Regions from separate parts of the Homo sapiens genome. Here regions 1, 2, 3 and 5 are each linked to region 4. Evidence: chromatin contacts called from ENCODE Hi-C or POLR2A ChIA-PET data. All regions are on one chromosome and are shown on one strand. The core of a region is the stretch at or near the end of the contact, and the rest is flanking DNA. Distances in the headings are between cores, read along the strand shown.

Region 1 (2,700 bases), core at 201-2,700, 990 kb before region 4:
TGGAAGGAAAAGGCATATTTAAAAAAGAAATGGAGAAGGCAAAAGCCAGCCCTGCATGCAGTCTCTTAGGCTTGTAAGGGATGTCAAATCCAGGAAAGGCTCCCTGAAGCACCTTGAGAAAGGTGCATGTGAAAGGTTTCCCTTCTAGGGAATACAGTGATGAAAACTTGGGGAAAGTGCCACCTTAACTACACGGTCCTCAGAAAGACTCTTACTATAGCAGCTGGGGTGTTCACCTCTTCTCAAAATTACTCCACAGTTCTTCCCTCACATTGCCTGCATTTCTGCTAAAGCAGTAGTCTCAGTTCTCCTGTCAGACTAAGAGCTGTTTGAGGATGGGAACTGAACTTTTGCCTCTCTGTAGCTCCTTAGCACGCAAGTTTATACCAGGTTCTCAAGCTAAGAACTTCAGGGCTTGAAGATCCCTCACAGACTCTCTCTCTCCTTAAAAGTGTGTGTGTGTGTGTGTGTCAATGAGAAAACTGAGGCCCAGGTGTGTGTGTGTGTGTGTGTGTGTGTGTGTGTGTGTGTGTGTGTGTCAATGAGAAAACCCAGGAAAGGAGAAATGCCAGGTCTCCTAACTCCCAGTCCGTGTATCTTGACTGTAACATAATATGTACATACTCATTCATGCAACCCTAAACCACTGAGCAATCACACATCACAAGCTACAGAATAATGGTTAGGTGTTTCTGCCTCTGGCAGCAGGCAGGCCTACTTTGTCATTCACTAGGTCTTTGACCCTGGGCAGTTTAATTCTTTGGACTGTTTCCTGATCTATAGTAAGAAGAGTAAGATGCTATCTACCCCATAAGGCTGTTGTGAGGACGAAATAAGATCATTCACTAAAACGCTTAGCGAGGTTCCAGGCACACATTAAGCACTCAATTAACGCTAGGTACTATTATTACAGGGCTCTGAGGCCTAAAGGTTATATTGCTTGCTTTCAAAGAGCTGACAGTTTAATCAGACAAAAAGGGGATGATTGAAATGGACAAGGAACAATCAGGGCCATAACAGGCCTAAGGGCACAGGGAGGGCTCGATTCTGCATGCAGGGTGAAGACCACTGCAAGTCAGATCTCCAAGATTTGCCAGGAGGACGTAGGGAAGGGCATCCTAGGGCAAGGACAGGCATCTAAGGGGCCCCGCCGATAGTTCAGAGAAGAGCGCTGCCCGCACATACTCACGGCGCGTGTCGGCCCCGGCGCTCTCCCGCCTCACCGGCAGCAACAGAACGGAGGGTCGCCCAGTCCCTGCACAGGGAGATAAAAGGCACAGACGCGCGGGATGAGCCCTGAGGAGCTCTCTGCACTGGGCACGCCGCTGCGCCTGACCCCGGTCTCAGCTGGCTGCCCGTGCTCACCCCTGGTCAGCGCCGAGGCCCCCAAGATCCCGCGCCACCACAGCCTGGCTACCGCCGCCGCCGCCATGTTACTCAGATGCAGACTAGGCAGCGGACGGAAAGACAGCAGGACACGGAGCCCCAAGGGCACGGACCGGAAACGGAAGTGTGCAGCAGATCTTCTTCCGGGCGGACGTGGAGCCGGAAGCGGAGGTTCCGGGCTCCGGGATGAAAGGAGGGAACGCAGGTGAGAAAGCGAGACAGGCAGGTAGGGAAATCGTGAGGTGAGCGTGGTCCTAGCTCCTTGTGGCAGAGCCTAGAGAGAAGGCGAGGACGCTGAAGAACCAGGCGGGTGAGAGGAGGGGAGGGGGCGGGCGTTTTGGGTTCTACGCTACACACCCCTCCCCCGCTCTCTGAGCCAAGCTTTTGACGAGGGCGGGCGGGCCTGAGCGGGAAGAACGGTTTCCCTGGCGACCGTTTCCAAGACGACTCAAGGTGGAGCGGGGACATTGCACAGGGTGATGGGCCTCCCAGTGCCCCGGCCTGGGGGCGGATGGACTCAAGTTCTGGGACGCAGCCATAGGGAGTCTTTCGAGCGAGCGGGGAAGTGTGGGGGAAGCAGCTCAGAAGAGAGCAAATGTAAGACCCACGGATATCCCAGGCTAGGCTTCATATGGAGCGTCTTAACTCCATGCGCTGGGAAGGAGAGGACCTGGCCACTAGGCCGGGGCCAGGGGTCCTTTTTGTCTGATTCTACTGCCCCTGAGCTTCACTAGTTTTATGCCCCAGTTATTTGGTTAGTAAGGCTTTTACGATCACAGGCCTCTCCCAGCCCTTTGCTTTCATATATTGACCTAAATCCCAAGTCTTTTGTTAACATTATGGAAAGGAATTATTCCGTGTTTTCTCAGGAAAACACCCAGAGTTGGAACTTTTATTTATATCATTAGCGGAGGGGCGCCACTGGGGATAACGAACCCAGATTTGGTTAAAGGATAGCGTCAGGGACATCATGGACAGGGCCAGGACTAAGGCCAATCTGGACCCACTTTGCTCTCACTTCTTCCTTTTCCCTCCCTGAGTTGGACAGTTGGATTCACAGACTATGGCTGTGAATTCCTCAGGTTACTCAAGATGGTGTTGCTTTGCAGACAGCTGGCAGAGAGAGAAGTTGGCTAGCATGGAATCACCAGAGGAGCCTGGAGCATCCATGGATGAGAACTACTTTGTGAACTACACTTTCAAAGATCGGTCACATTCAGGCCGTGTGGCTCAAGGCATCATGAAACTGTGTCTAGAGGAGGAGCTCTTTGCTGATGTCACCATTTCGGTGGAAGGCCGGGAGTTTCAGCTCCA
Region 2 (2,700 bases), core at 167-2,666, 750 kb after region 4:
TAGTTGTTCCTTCTGGGCAGGAGGGGACACTGAACAGGCCCACTGCTAGCAGCACTCACTCTCTTAGCAGGGCACACACCTTGGAGAGAAAAGAATGGTGTGCCGAGAGCCACGGTATCCTGGAAATAACCCTGTCCATCGATGCAACAAGGCCACAAGCAAACATTCCCCAGAACAATGCAAACAAACCGAGCGACTGCCACTAGGTGTTCTGAAGAGCGATGGGTACATTATGTCTCAAAACTCTTTAGTTTGAATACTGTTTACAGTGAAAATACACTAACGACCTGTTCATCTTTTTCCATGATCATGTCGACTCCATCTCCTGGGGGGTCATCAGAGGGGCCCTTGATATCATGGCTTTCCTGCTCCCTAACCTTACCACAACAGTTCATAAAAGTCTCATCTCTAATGGCTCTACTGTCCTCTAAAATCATGACAAGAGGATGACGGGGTGACACTTTGGATTCTTTTAAATTTTTCTATCGAGGTCAAAGCTCCAGAGCAGGGCTTAAAACATTTTGGAGAATCCCCTGGATTCTCTGGAGCTTTGAACATAAAGCGACTCCACCTGAAGACGCCTTTGGCTTCTTTATTTATAATATAGGGGAGAAGACCTTATTTAATGCTAAGCCAGGGTCACTTGACACCCCTAGAGGCAGGACGGTCTGGGTGCAGGGTAGCCAGGATGGGTGGTAGGGCGGATTCAAACGAGCCAGAGGCTTCGGAGTGATCTCCCCGAGCCCAGCAACGGGCTCTTGAAGAATGCGAGCAAAAACCCGTCCCGCCCTCACACTACGTTATCTCCCTTCCGCCCCTCCCTGAGTAGACCGTAAGAGCCCTAGACCAGGAGCCCCTGTTCTGCCACTCACTGGCTACAAGTCCTTGGGCAGGTCGACTTTGGGTCTCCAGGGCTCAAGGGTCTCATCTGTACAACGGGGATCATGATCTCCGTTCCACAGGCAGTTGTGAGGCTCAAAGGGGTAACAGTGCGAACGCGCTTTGTCAGAGGCTGAACCCTGGCCCACCGGCGCGTTAGGACCATGACGAATTACTTCCCCGGTCTCGGCTTCTCCCCTCTGGCCTTCCAGCCGTGGCGGGGTTGGGGGGATCGTGCTGTTCGCCGGTCACCCCAGGGTCAGGGTCCTGGCTGCGTCCCCGCCACCCAGCCCCGGGTCCCCTCACCTCCATCGGTTGATCCCGACTGAGGAGGAGGCCGCGAACCACGGGTCGAGAATGTAAACGCAGCGCACGCAGCGCGCCCCGCGCACGGCCGCCAGCAACGCCGGGTTGTCGTGGAGTCGCAGCCCTTTGCGGAACCAGTGCACCGAAGAGGCGCTGTCCGTGCCGGGCGCTGGCGCCGGGGCCACAGCTGCCGCCGTCGCCACAGTCGCCGCCATGACTGTCCAGACTGCTCCAGCCACCCCCGCTCCGCCCCGGTAGGCGACGTGGACCCCGCCCATAGCCCGCCCAGTGACCTATGACGCCGCAACTCCACCCTTAGTCCCCGCCCACAGGGCCCCAGAGCCCCTCTGCCATTGGCTGAGTGCCTTCCACCTGGCGATTGGCCCAGAGGCGCCGGAACAGGCCCGCCCCCTCACGTTCCTACCATGTGTGGGTCCGCCCGGGTGGAGCTGGCATGCGGACAAGTGACGCAGGCTGGGGCTGTCCGCAGGCTGGGGCTGTCCGCGGAGTGCCGGGAGTAGGCCAAGTCTCAAGGGACAGCGGATCTCTTACCCACGTCCTGTTCAGGGCCTGCTTCTAGAAGAAGCTGCCTGGGCTGGTAGGGGTTGCTGTGACTACAGCCAGTGACTTGCAAGACTGACAGCTGACCTTCCTATTATCACCAACATCGTCACCATCACCATCTACATCATTCTACTACAGCTGCCATTTATTAAGTGCACTTTATATGGCAAGAGACATGATCATCTCCTTACGTAGACGGTCTCATTTACTATTCTCAACTCAGCCCAGTTACATTCATTTAGCGAACCCCAGTGAAAAAGCTGCTGTTGTTTTCGTTTCACAGATGAAGAAAACGGAGGGTGCCGCAGGTTGAGTGACTTATTCAATATCATAAAGCTGCTAAGAGGATTTCACCCAGATTATTCTGATTTCGAAATTTCTGCTTTTATCCACGAAGCTATACTTCTCTTTGTGCGAAGATCCTTGGTAATTCCAAGTGGCAGAGTCTAAGGACGGGGAAGGAGTGCCCTAATATGCAGCAGTAGAGGATTTGGGAGTAAGGACTGGGAATGTGGGGGACTTGAATTGAGATAGTAATTATGCCATCAGATGAATTTATTTTCTTTTAGTCTGTTTAGTAGATCCAGTGTGTGCAAAGCACTGTACTGGATTCCGGGTAGGGTTCAGAGATGTGGAGGACACTGTCCCCATTCTTCTGGGACGCCAGGTGGAACCCTCTTGGGCTAAGACGGCTTAGTCAAGCTGCAGCTTTGGGGTTATCAGGTGGAAAACAGTCTGTTTCAACTTGACCCTAGGTTGAGCCCATGCTTGGAACCCTTCCTGGACCTGGGACAGAGTGATGAAAGCATTTAGTAATTTAGTCTGCAATTTAGTGGCATTAATTGGCACCACTCTCTAAACCAGTGTCACTGCAATCCTAGGCATTCTCTGTCATTTCCAGGGCTTTTCACGAGCTGTTCCAGCAGTCTAGATCACACTCCCTCTTCCATC
Region 3 (2,700 bases), core at 74-2,573, 660 kb after region 4:
GGCTTGGCCGGTTGTGGCCTCTCCTTGAGAAAACCAGGGTTGTGAAAGACTCAGACCATTCTCTCATCTTGCCTTGTCAGAAGTAAATTGTGTCAGATTTGTGCTCTCGCTGGAGACCTTTGCCCCTTGCGTGCCCCTGGCCGATGGGAGGGCGGTGGAGGCTCTGTACCCTGGCCCTGCTGGAGCATCTCCCCCAAGCCCACTCCAGGCCCTGGGAATGGCCAGAGTCTAGGAGAGGTAGAAACGATCCTATCAGCTTCTCTCCCACCCAATTAGGCCCAGAGAGACAAAGACAGATCTGAAAGCAAATGCAACAGAGAAGAGACACTTCTTAGAGTAAAATGTGTCTCATCTCTATCAGCCATCGCCTTTCATCTTCCCAGGGGCCTCAGAAGAAGGAATTAAGTTAGGCTGAACAGGCCTCAGAGTTAGGCCCTGGCTGCTTGATTGGCTGAGGGGGAAAGAGTTCCCTTTTCTCATTCAGAAACCAAGGTGCTGTGTCTAGTCAGGGAGCCTTGGAGATGCCTGGACTAGTTGGAGGAATCGTTGGCAGAGGATCAGAGACCAGCAGCAGGCTGTCTGCCCTGTCTAGAGCTCTTCCCCTCAACTTGTCTGGGCCCATCTGGGGGTTGCCACACAACACCTAACTTACCTTTTCCTGAAAGAAGTTGGGAAACCATCATCACTAGAGGCCTTTGCTCAGAGAGGAGCTGCCTTAGGAGTCTTGGGTCGGAGGACGGGGCTAGGAATTGACCAGGGCTTTGCCTGCCGCCCTCAGCAGTGTCGGGTACATTCTGACCTCGCCTGCAGCTGGGCTGTGGATTCTTCCTGACATTCAGATGTGAGCTGTTTTGGGAGTCAGCTAGTATGGAGTACGAGATGCAACCCAGCCCCCAAACCTACATTCTGCACTCAAATTCCAAAACACTGCTTTACTGTAAAGAAGAGGCCCCTGGCACCCAATCTCCCTGTCCTTCACTGTCCCCTCAGACCTGGGCGGGGAGGGGGGGGGGCCTGTGACCACCTGAGACATACGCTCGTGACACTGCCCCACCCCAGCCACCTCCACTTGCTTCCTCCTCCTTCCCTCCGCTGCTCTTTCCCCACGGCCCAGAATTTAGCTGCTCTGACAGCCACTTTTGAGACCAGCTGGCTTTGTAGTCACTTCAGAGAGCTGGAGCGGCTGCCCACTGGGCCCTGACTGGGAGTCCCCTGCCAGCTCCTGATCAGGCGCTGCGCCCTGGTGGCAGTGATGACTGGGAGTCCCCTGCCAGCTCCTGTCCAGGCGCTGCATCCTGGTAACAGTGAGGCCATGTTGCTGTCATCTCCACCTCTGCATTCTTGCTGCCTGTGGGTCCTTTTTCTTTCATGGAGCCTGCTGGGTCTTGTCTCACCTGTGCTGAGCTCCTCTGGGGTTTTGATTTCTTCCTTCCTTATCAGGCCCTTTGGGGTAAGCCTGCTGGTTGTACCTGACATAGGGAGGCAGTTAGGGGCAGTCCCTGGTGGGGCCGCCCTGGCAGCCTCCAGCTGGCACCATCGTGTGCCTGGTTTCCCTGCAACACCTGCCTCTCTGTCCCTGCTGCTGCTTGGCTCAGGCCCAACAGGCAGCGTGCATGGAGGTGGTTACACACAGCTGTTTCCGTGAGGGTGACCGTGTCTGCAGCACGCTTCCGTCTCCGCATGCACGGCTGCCTCTCCAGCCACCTCTGATACTTCTCTCTTGGGGCCATCAGAGCCTCCCTTGGGCTGTCACCTCCCAGCTCACACACACTCTTCAGTGGTTTCCTCTCTTCATTCTCTTATAGGGCGTGGTCCTTCTTATTTATCTAAAGGGCTGAATTTAGGAGACTTTTTACCCAGGGGCAAAAGGCTCTTAGGGTAATGAGATGGATGGTGGCCCAGGTGCATTTTCCAGGGCCTGGGTTCTCCAGATCCCGTGGCTTCTGTTGAGTGGAGGCAACTTTGCTCTGTGTGAACCTCGCCCCTGTCCCTCTGCCGGGCACCCCTGGCAGGAAGCAGGACTCCCATCCTCACCCTGACTTAGACTGTCCTCTGAGTCAGCTCCTCTCCAAGACAGGAGTGGGCAGCCCTGGGCAGTCTTCTGGCCCCTTGCTAAAGTGAGGGGCAGGAAGCTGGGGCTGCCCTCCAGAAAGCCGGGGTAGGAACTCTGAAAAATACCTCCTCTAAACGGAAGCAGGGCTCTCCAGTTCCACTTGGCGCCCCCTCCCACAAGGCCCTTCCTCCCTGAGGACCCCACCCCCCTACCCCTTCCCCAGCAGCCTTTGGACCCTCACCTCTCTCCGGTGTCCGTGGGTCCTCAGCCCAGGGTGAGCTGCAGTCAGGCGGGATGGGACGGGCAGGCCAGAGGTCAGCCAGCTCCTAGCAGAGAAGAGCCAGCCAGACCCCAACCCTGTCTCTTGTCCATGCCCTTTGTGATTTCAGTCTTGGTAGACTTGTATTTGGAGTTTTGTGCTTCAAAGTTTTTGTTTTTGTTTGTTTGGTTTTTGTTTTGAGGGGGTGGGGGGGGATACAGAGCAGCTGATCAATTTGTATTTATTTATTTTAACATTTTACTAAATAAAGCCAAATAAAGCCTCTCAGCCTCATGGTGTTGGGTTTGGGGCAGGGGAGGGTGGGCAGGACACATTCCAGTCCCAGCCTCTGCCCTCCCTGACTGGCTGTCTGGGGGTGGGGGGCGGG
Region 4 (2,700 bases), core at 147-2,646:
ATAACAGGCACCCGCCACCACGACCGGCTAATTTTTGTATTTTTAGTAGAGACGGGGTTTCACCATCTTGACCAGGCTGGTCTCAAACTCCTGACCTCGTGATCCACCTGCCTCGGCCTCCCAAAGTCCTGGGCTTACAGGCGTGAGCCACTGCGCCCGGCATTTAAAAAAAAAAAAATTTAAGATAGGGTCTTGCTCCATAGATCAGGCTGGAGTGCAATGGTGTGATCATGGCTCATCGCAGCCTCCACCTCCCGGGCTCAGGATATCCTTTCATCTTAGCTTCCCGAGTAGCTGGGCCTACAGGCGGGAGCCACCAGGCCCGGCTAACTTTTTGTATTTATTTATTTTTTTTTTATAGAGACTGGAGTCTCACCATGTTGCCCAGGCTGGTCTTGAACTCCAGGGCTCAAAGCAATCCACCAGCCTCGTCTCCTAAAGTGCTGGAATTATGGACGTGAGCCGCTGCGCCCGACAAACTGGGACTATCTTGTTTCCTTTTTACACCCTTCCTCTCTGAGTAGTGGGGAAGGGTGTAAACCTCCCTAGGAGCAGGTAAGGTAGACTATGATTGCTCACAATTGGTAACCATACTTGCAGTGATCTTTGTGATTTATTGAATCACATCTAGGATGTACATATTAATCCATATTTGTGCTGAGCATATTCATTTATCAACTAAGAGACTACAGAAAAAAGCCATTGTTGTGGTGATGAAAATGTCAACACTTTATCAGGTTCTGAACCCAAAGAGACTTTTGCTTATTATGTAAGAAGCACACCTGTGGCTCTAGGCCTTTGGAAGAAAATAAAAGAGAAAAGCAATCCGTGTGCTTTTTTTCCCCCTGCCTTAAGGTCAGGCTACATAATTCTGGGTTTTCCCAGCTTCTCTTGGTCATGCTTTGTGGGGACTAAACTGGAGCTTTTACGTAGACTGTTCATTTTGTTCCTCAGCTTGAATTCTCTCTCGTTTTCTGTCTCTATGATTTTTAATTCCCCTCACTGCTCTGTTAGGAAACTAAGGGTCAAATGAGGTTAACTAATTTGCTCAATTGGGATAAAGAGTGTTGGGAGTCCATAGAACAGTTGGGGGACTATAGTTACACAACAAGTGTTATTGCGCTATGATTTGATCTTCAACACATTCACGAGAAACTCCAGTTCTCTAAAGAACTTTAACAGCCGGCGACCCACAGAAAATGGCAGAAGTGCAGGCTCTTTTTTAACCCGTGGCTTATGATCTGGGTTTGTTTATTTACGCCTCAGACAGGAGCCGGACCTTGAGTAGGAGTTGAGCTGTTTTTCGGCGCTCGGCTGTGGTTCCTTGAACGATTGCTTGGGCGTTCCTCCTTTGATGTCTGGGGCGTTCTTGTATTCGGTGATCTTTTGCGCCGTCTTCTTGCTTGATGTCTCCTGAGCGGCGGCGGCGCCGGGTCGAGGGCTGAGTTGTCCGCGAGGCCCCGCGCTCAAGCCGCCTTCTCCTGCCGGTCGGTAGAACGGACCCCTTCCTTTATTCCTGTCTCCTCTTTCTTTTTCCCTGTGGCTCAGCCCGTTCGCTGGACTGCAAACCGAGCTCCCGTCTGCCTTGCAGGTAGGCCCAGGAGGAGCCTGGGAGGCCCAGCCCGGCATCCTTCCGCCGCGGGGTTGAGAAGACCTTGGCGCCGGCGGGTGGGCAGGCTGGCCGGCCGCCGTGACACTGCCAGAGGAGGGGCTACCGGACTGCGTTGAGGGGCGCGGCCGGAGGGGCAGCCCGGAACCGAGGGAGAAGCCGAAAGGAGGGAGAGTTGCTGGGGCTTCCCGGTGTGGTTCTTTAGGGAGGAGATGTTGGGTCTAGGGCACCCCCAGTGTGTGGCGAAAATGGCTTTCCAGGAACCGATAGAGCTTTGCGCACTTTGACCCTCCTTCCTTTCTCCTTTTCCCCCCACCCCGAAGTCTCCGGGTGTCATGCCTCAATTGCACTGGGGACCCCTACTGAGTCCAGCCTTTGAAGGGACCTTTGAGTAGGTGGAGGCTTATGGAACAAGGCCCTCTGGCTCTTCTGAGCGAAGTGTTATGTTCTCGCCTTTTTCTGGGTGGGTAAACTGAGGCTGATGTCTGGGACGTGACTTCCCCACATATCCCCAACAGATCATTAAATTCACTGTAAGTCACTTTTTGTCGTTTACCAATTCCCTTCCCCCCACTTACCAGTCAAGTTATGAAAACAGTGAGTTATTGTTTGATCGTCTGTGATCCCAATTTTCCTAGGAATATAGACTGTTAGGAATATAGATCCTGTCACAAGAGGCTTCAGAAGTAAAGGAACCATGTGGTTTCTTGGCTGTTTTGCTTTTCAAAGTCTGTATCATTTTAACTAGTGTAGCAATGACAGTTTCTTTTTGTTTCTTGATAACCTTGTTGTCTACTTTGTTTCCTGATAACCTTGTTGTCTACTTTGTTTCCTGATAACCTTGTTGTCTACATTGTTTCCTGGTTGATTTATCCTCCTTCTCCCCAGCCTCTTTGGAAATCTTATAACTATGGTGTTTGTGGTTAGAGGTTAGAGTCTAGTAGAGGATGGTCAAGACTTTGAAGGCAAACGCTTGTCCTGTGAGGGTCTGCTTTCTGGGGAGTATCCAATGGAAACCCAAGGAGTCTGTCTCTCTTTTTTCTTTTTTTTTTTTAAGACAGGCTAGCTCTGTCGCCCAAACTGGAGTGCAG
Region 5 (2,700 bases), core at 158-2,657, 960 kb before region 4:
CTGAGAAGGTGACACTTAAGTCAAAGTCTGAAGGAGGTGAGGAAGTGAGCCATGTGGATATCCACATGATTCTATGGAGCACAAAAGGAGACAGACTCTCTGCTTGAAACATTTCTACAACCTATAGCAGCAAATATATGGTAATATTTGTGACAACATTCTGTAAGCTATAATGGTCTATAAATATAGGATGTTTTCAGTCAACTACACATAAAACTATTAACAAGAACAAGATCATATATCAGCATTATGAATGTATATAAAACTACCCAGTACAATTAGGGAATATGATCATGTACAATTTAAGGACTATATGGTACCAGAAAAACTCTGGTTAGTTTTTTTCCCCCCCAAAGGCGAAAGAGGAAAACCCTTGAGGCTTCTGCTTGGAAGCCCACTTGTTGTTTGTGGTAAGGTAGGATATAATCAGTATTTGTGGGTATAAAAATTATATTCTCTGGGAAGCCAGATGATGTTAGAGAGAAACCATCCCATGAGTTATTTGCATGTTGATGGGGCCAAAAGCTTCCAGAACAAAGTTTTCTTTCTTAATCTGCATTTAACTGCCTCACAAGGTCTGGAACCTAGGAATAAATGTTGGCTTAAACAACAACAACAACAACAACAAATTGTACTGCTTGCGTTCCATCTAGACCCAGGGATTCCAGAGTAACTCAGGAGGAAGTCTTTAGAGACCTAACCTGAGTTAAGAAAAAAAAATATATATATATATTTTTTTTTCGGTAAAAGCAGGTTATGGCTGGGCAATCGGTCTCTTAATAGAATCTTTGTGAACTTCCTTATGTCGCAGCGATCGTTGCCAGGTTGTGCGTTCACACTGATTATCTTGCTAAAAAGCACTCCCTGCACTTGGAACACACATATTCACATCCCAGCAAAGAAGGAAGGCCTGGATGCTGTTGCTTGTCTGCTGGGGCAAAAAGGGGCGTGCCATGTGCCCAACGCTGGCCAAGCACCAGTCACTCACTCATCCATTTATTCAACAAATATCTTATTATGCTCCTATTCAGTGCCCAGTAGGGGTGCCTCCTTGCCCACCAGGGTCATCTAGAGCTCCTGTGGGTGCGATGGGCGGAGTCGAGAACTTCAGATTCCCAGGCCTGGCTCTTCCCTCCAGTAGGGATCGGAGACAAAGAGATGCGCCCCTGCAGCTCCCTAGGTTGAGGGCTCCGCCCGCGGCCCCAGGGGCTTAGGTGCGGCTGCTCCTCCACTTCCCAGCCCGAGGGGGCGCTGCAGCGCCCGGCGCTCGGCCCGCCCCTACGCCGCGCTCCGCTCGCATCGGCGCTGCGGGCGGCGCCGCGGTGATACGTTCCCCCTCGCCGCGCTCCCCCTCCTCCTCTGCCCTCCCCGCCGGTGGTAGGTGCCGGAAGTGCCGCCATTTTGGGGTGTTCTGCTCTGGCGGCAGCGGCAGCGGCGGCGGGACGCGGAGGCTCCCCCGGGATTCGGCCTCAGCAGCGAGGCGGCGGCGGCGGCTGCGGAGGCGCAGGCAGCAACTGAGGCAGCGGCAGGCTCAGGTGCAGCCGCTGGTGAGTGCTGCGGCCGCAGGATAACGGGCCGCGGGAGGGAGGGAGGGGAAAAAAGGCAAGAGGGAGGCGCCGCGGGGCGGGTCCGGTTAGGGAGGCCGCGGGTCACAGGGCCCTCCGGGCGCGGCCTTTTCTCGTTCCCTGCGTCCTGGGGTAGGGCTGCGATCTCCTCCTGCATGTCGGGGTCCCCGGCTCCCCGGGTCCTGTCGCGTTTGCCCAGCGCGTGCCCCCGCGCCCAGGGAGACCCGCCCTCCTCGTGGCTTTGCTTCCTCTCCCCGCGCCCTTTACCTTCACTCTCTAGGCTCAGAGGCCTCGTGCCCTGCCCAGGGCCAGCTCCGTTTTCCTCGTCTTTCTGGCTGCCGTGCTGGACCCAGGCTACCTGCCCGGGACACCCCATCTCTGCCCCTGTCGTCTCACGTGTTCTTAGTGTCCACTCCTGTGGGTGCCGAAGGGTCCGCGCCCCTAGAAGGCAGCGCTTTTCCCGAGCCTCGAGAGCCCCTCGTTCCTCGCCCCAGATCCGCTACGGCCTTGGCTCGCCCTCCCCCCACATCAGGTGCTCACCCAGTCGTGGCCTAGTAGCTGGGCAGGAATCTCGCACCCGGGAGCGGGAGGAGCACATTAAAGCGCTTTCTTCGCTAGGGACCAGGCTTTGATTTTAAAGCCAGTGGTGTCGTGGTTGTGGTCCTCCGGGTAGGATGTTGTTGTAATTCTTGGAGACCATTACACATGCACCAAGGAGCTTCTCATTGGTTTAGGCTCATACCCATAGTTGAGGGGAATGTGGTAAGATTTTGACTGGAATCTGTTTCCGCAAAATGGAATCTCTTTCTCGCCAGGAGAGAGCTGTAGGTTTATTACCTTCGAGTAAAAAGGCTGTATAACAGTTTTAAAGAGCATGAAATGCTTTATAATGTGTGCAGTGTAAGAGGTTACAAATAATGAATCTTTTACAAGAACTTCATCTTTTTTTTTTTTTTTTTTAAGACGGAGTTTCGCTCTTGTTGCTTAGGCTGGAGTGCAGTGGCGCTATCTCGGCTCACTGCAACCTCCCCAGGTTCAAGCAATTCTCCTGCCTCAGCCTCCCAAGTAGCTGGGATTACAGGCATGTGCCACCAGGCCTGGCTAATTTTCGTATTTTTAGTATAGACGGGGTTTC

What was found. A loop is a pair of places that touch in the nucleus more often than their neighbours do. ChIA-PET counts read pairs that join two places held with the same protein, here RNA polymerase II (POLR2A). Pooled maps may share reads with other maps.
Region 1: a loop to region 4 is called in a pooled map, with 8 times the contacts of the local background. The contact joins the promoter of NDUFS3 here to the promoter of AMBRA1 in region 4. A Hi-C loop is called at or near these places in 5 of 50 pooled maps. POLR2A ChIA-PET finds 5 or more read pairs at or near these places in 2 of 52 experiments (A673 and WTC11).
Region 2: a loop to region 4 is called in a pooled map, with 7 times the contacts of the local background. The contact joins the promoter of CRY2 here to the promoter of AMBRA1 in region 4. A Hi-C loop is called at or near these places in 1 of 37 single-sample maps with no recorded cell type and 6 of 50 pooled maps. POLR2A ChIA-PET finds 5 or more read pairs at or near these places in 1 of 52 experiments (activated B cell).
Region 3: a loop to region 4 is called in a pooled map, with 4 times the contacts of the local background. The contact joins the enhancer-like site here to the promoter of AMBRA1 in region 4. A Hi-C loop is called at or near these places in 1 of 37 single-sample maps with no recorded cell type and 2 of 50 pooled maps. POLR2A ChIA-PET finds 5 or more read pairs at or near these places in 1 of 52 experiments (OCI-LY7).
Region 5: a pooled map shows a loop between it and region 4 (10-fold over the local background). The contact joins the promoter of CELF1 here to the promoter of AMBRA1 in region 4. A Hi-C loop is called at or near these places in 1 of 37 single-sample maps with no recorded cell type and 5 of 50 pooled maps. POLR2A ChIA-PET finds 5 or more read pairs at or near these places in 2 of 52 experiments (A673 and WTC11).

What each region holds. Positions count from the first base shown.
Region 1 is chr11:47,577,824-47,580,523 of GRCh38, reverse strand. NDUFS3 (NADH:ubiquinone oxidoreductase core subunit S3) reads right to left here and starts at 1,450. Exons shown (of 7, transcript NM_004551.3): 1 at 1,366-1,450; 2 at 1,190-1,255. The coding sequence starts at 1,432. It overlaps KBTBD4 (kelch repeat and BTB domain containing 4), which reads left to right and starts at 1,554. Exons shown (of 4, transcript NM_018095.6): 1 at 1,554-1,591; 2 at 2,496-2,700. The coding sequence starts at 1,573. RefSeq lists enhancers at 677-1,335, 1,404-1,643, 1,336-1,995.
Region 2 is chr11:45,846,191-45,848,890 of GRCh38, reverse strand. It overlaps CRY2 (cryptochrome circadian regulator 2), which reads right to left and starts at 1,416. Exons shown (of 12, transcript NM_021117.5): 1 at 1,186-1,416. The coding sequence starts at 1,400. RefSeq lists a silencer at 646-755 and enhancers at 704-1,225, 1,156-1,395, 1,756-1,805, 1,856-1,965.
Region 3 is chr11:45,929,219-45,931,918 of GRCh38, reverse strand. PHF21A (PHD finger protein 21A) reads left to right here. Exons shown (of 19, transcript NM_001352027.3): 19 at 1-2,600. Among named protein-coding and RNA genes, the nearest start is that of LARGE2, 7.9 kb to the right of the region's middle. RefSeq lists enhancers at 1,332-1,421, 1,772-1,961. Within about 2 kb of position 1,323, at least 18 of the 41 ENCODE cell types and tissues checked have a DNase peak (open chromatin) inside an H3K27ac peak, as active enhancers do; they include OCI-LY7, where a contact is called at or near this core.
Region 4 is chr11:46,592,719-46,595,418 of GRCh38, reverse strand. It overlaps AMBRA1 (autophagy and beclin 1 regulator 1), which reads left to right and starts at 1,396. Exons shown (of 18, transcript NM_001387011.1): 1 at 1,396-1,591. RefSeq lists enhancers at 1,212-1,641, 1,144-1,644.
Region 5 is chr11:47,551,839-47,554,538 of GRCh38, reverse strand. CELF1 (CUGBP Elav-like family member 1) reads left to right here and starts at 1,407. Exons shown (of 15, transcript NM_001376376.1): 1 at 1,407-1,547. RefSeq lists silencers at 1,132-1,661, 1,732-1,821 and enhancers at 1,169-1,844, 2,520-2,700.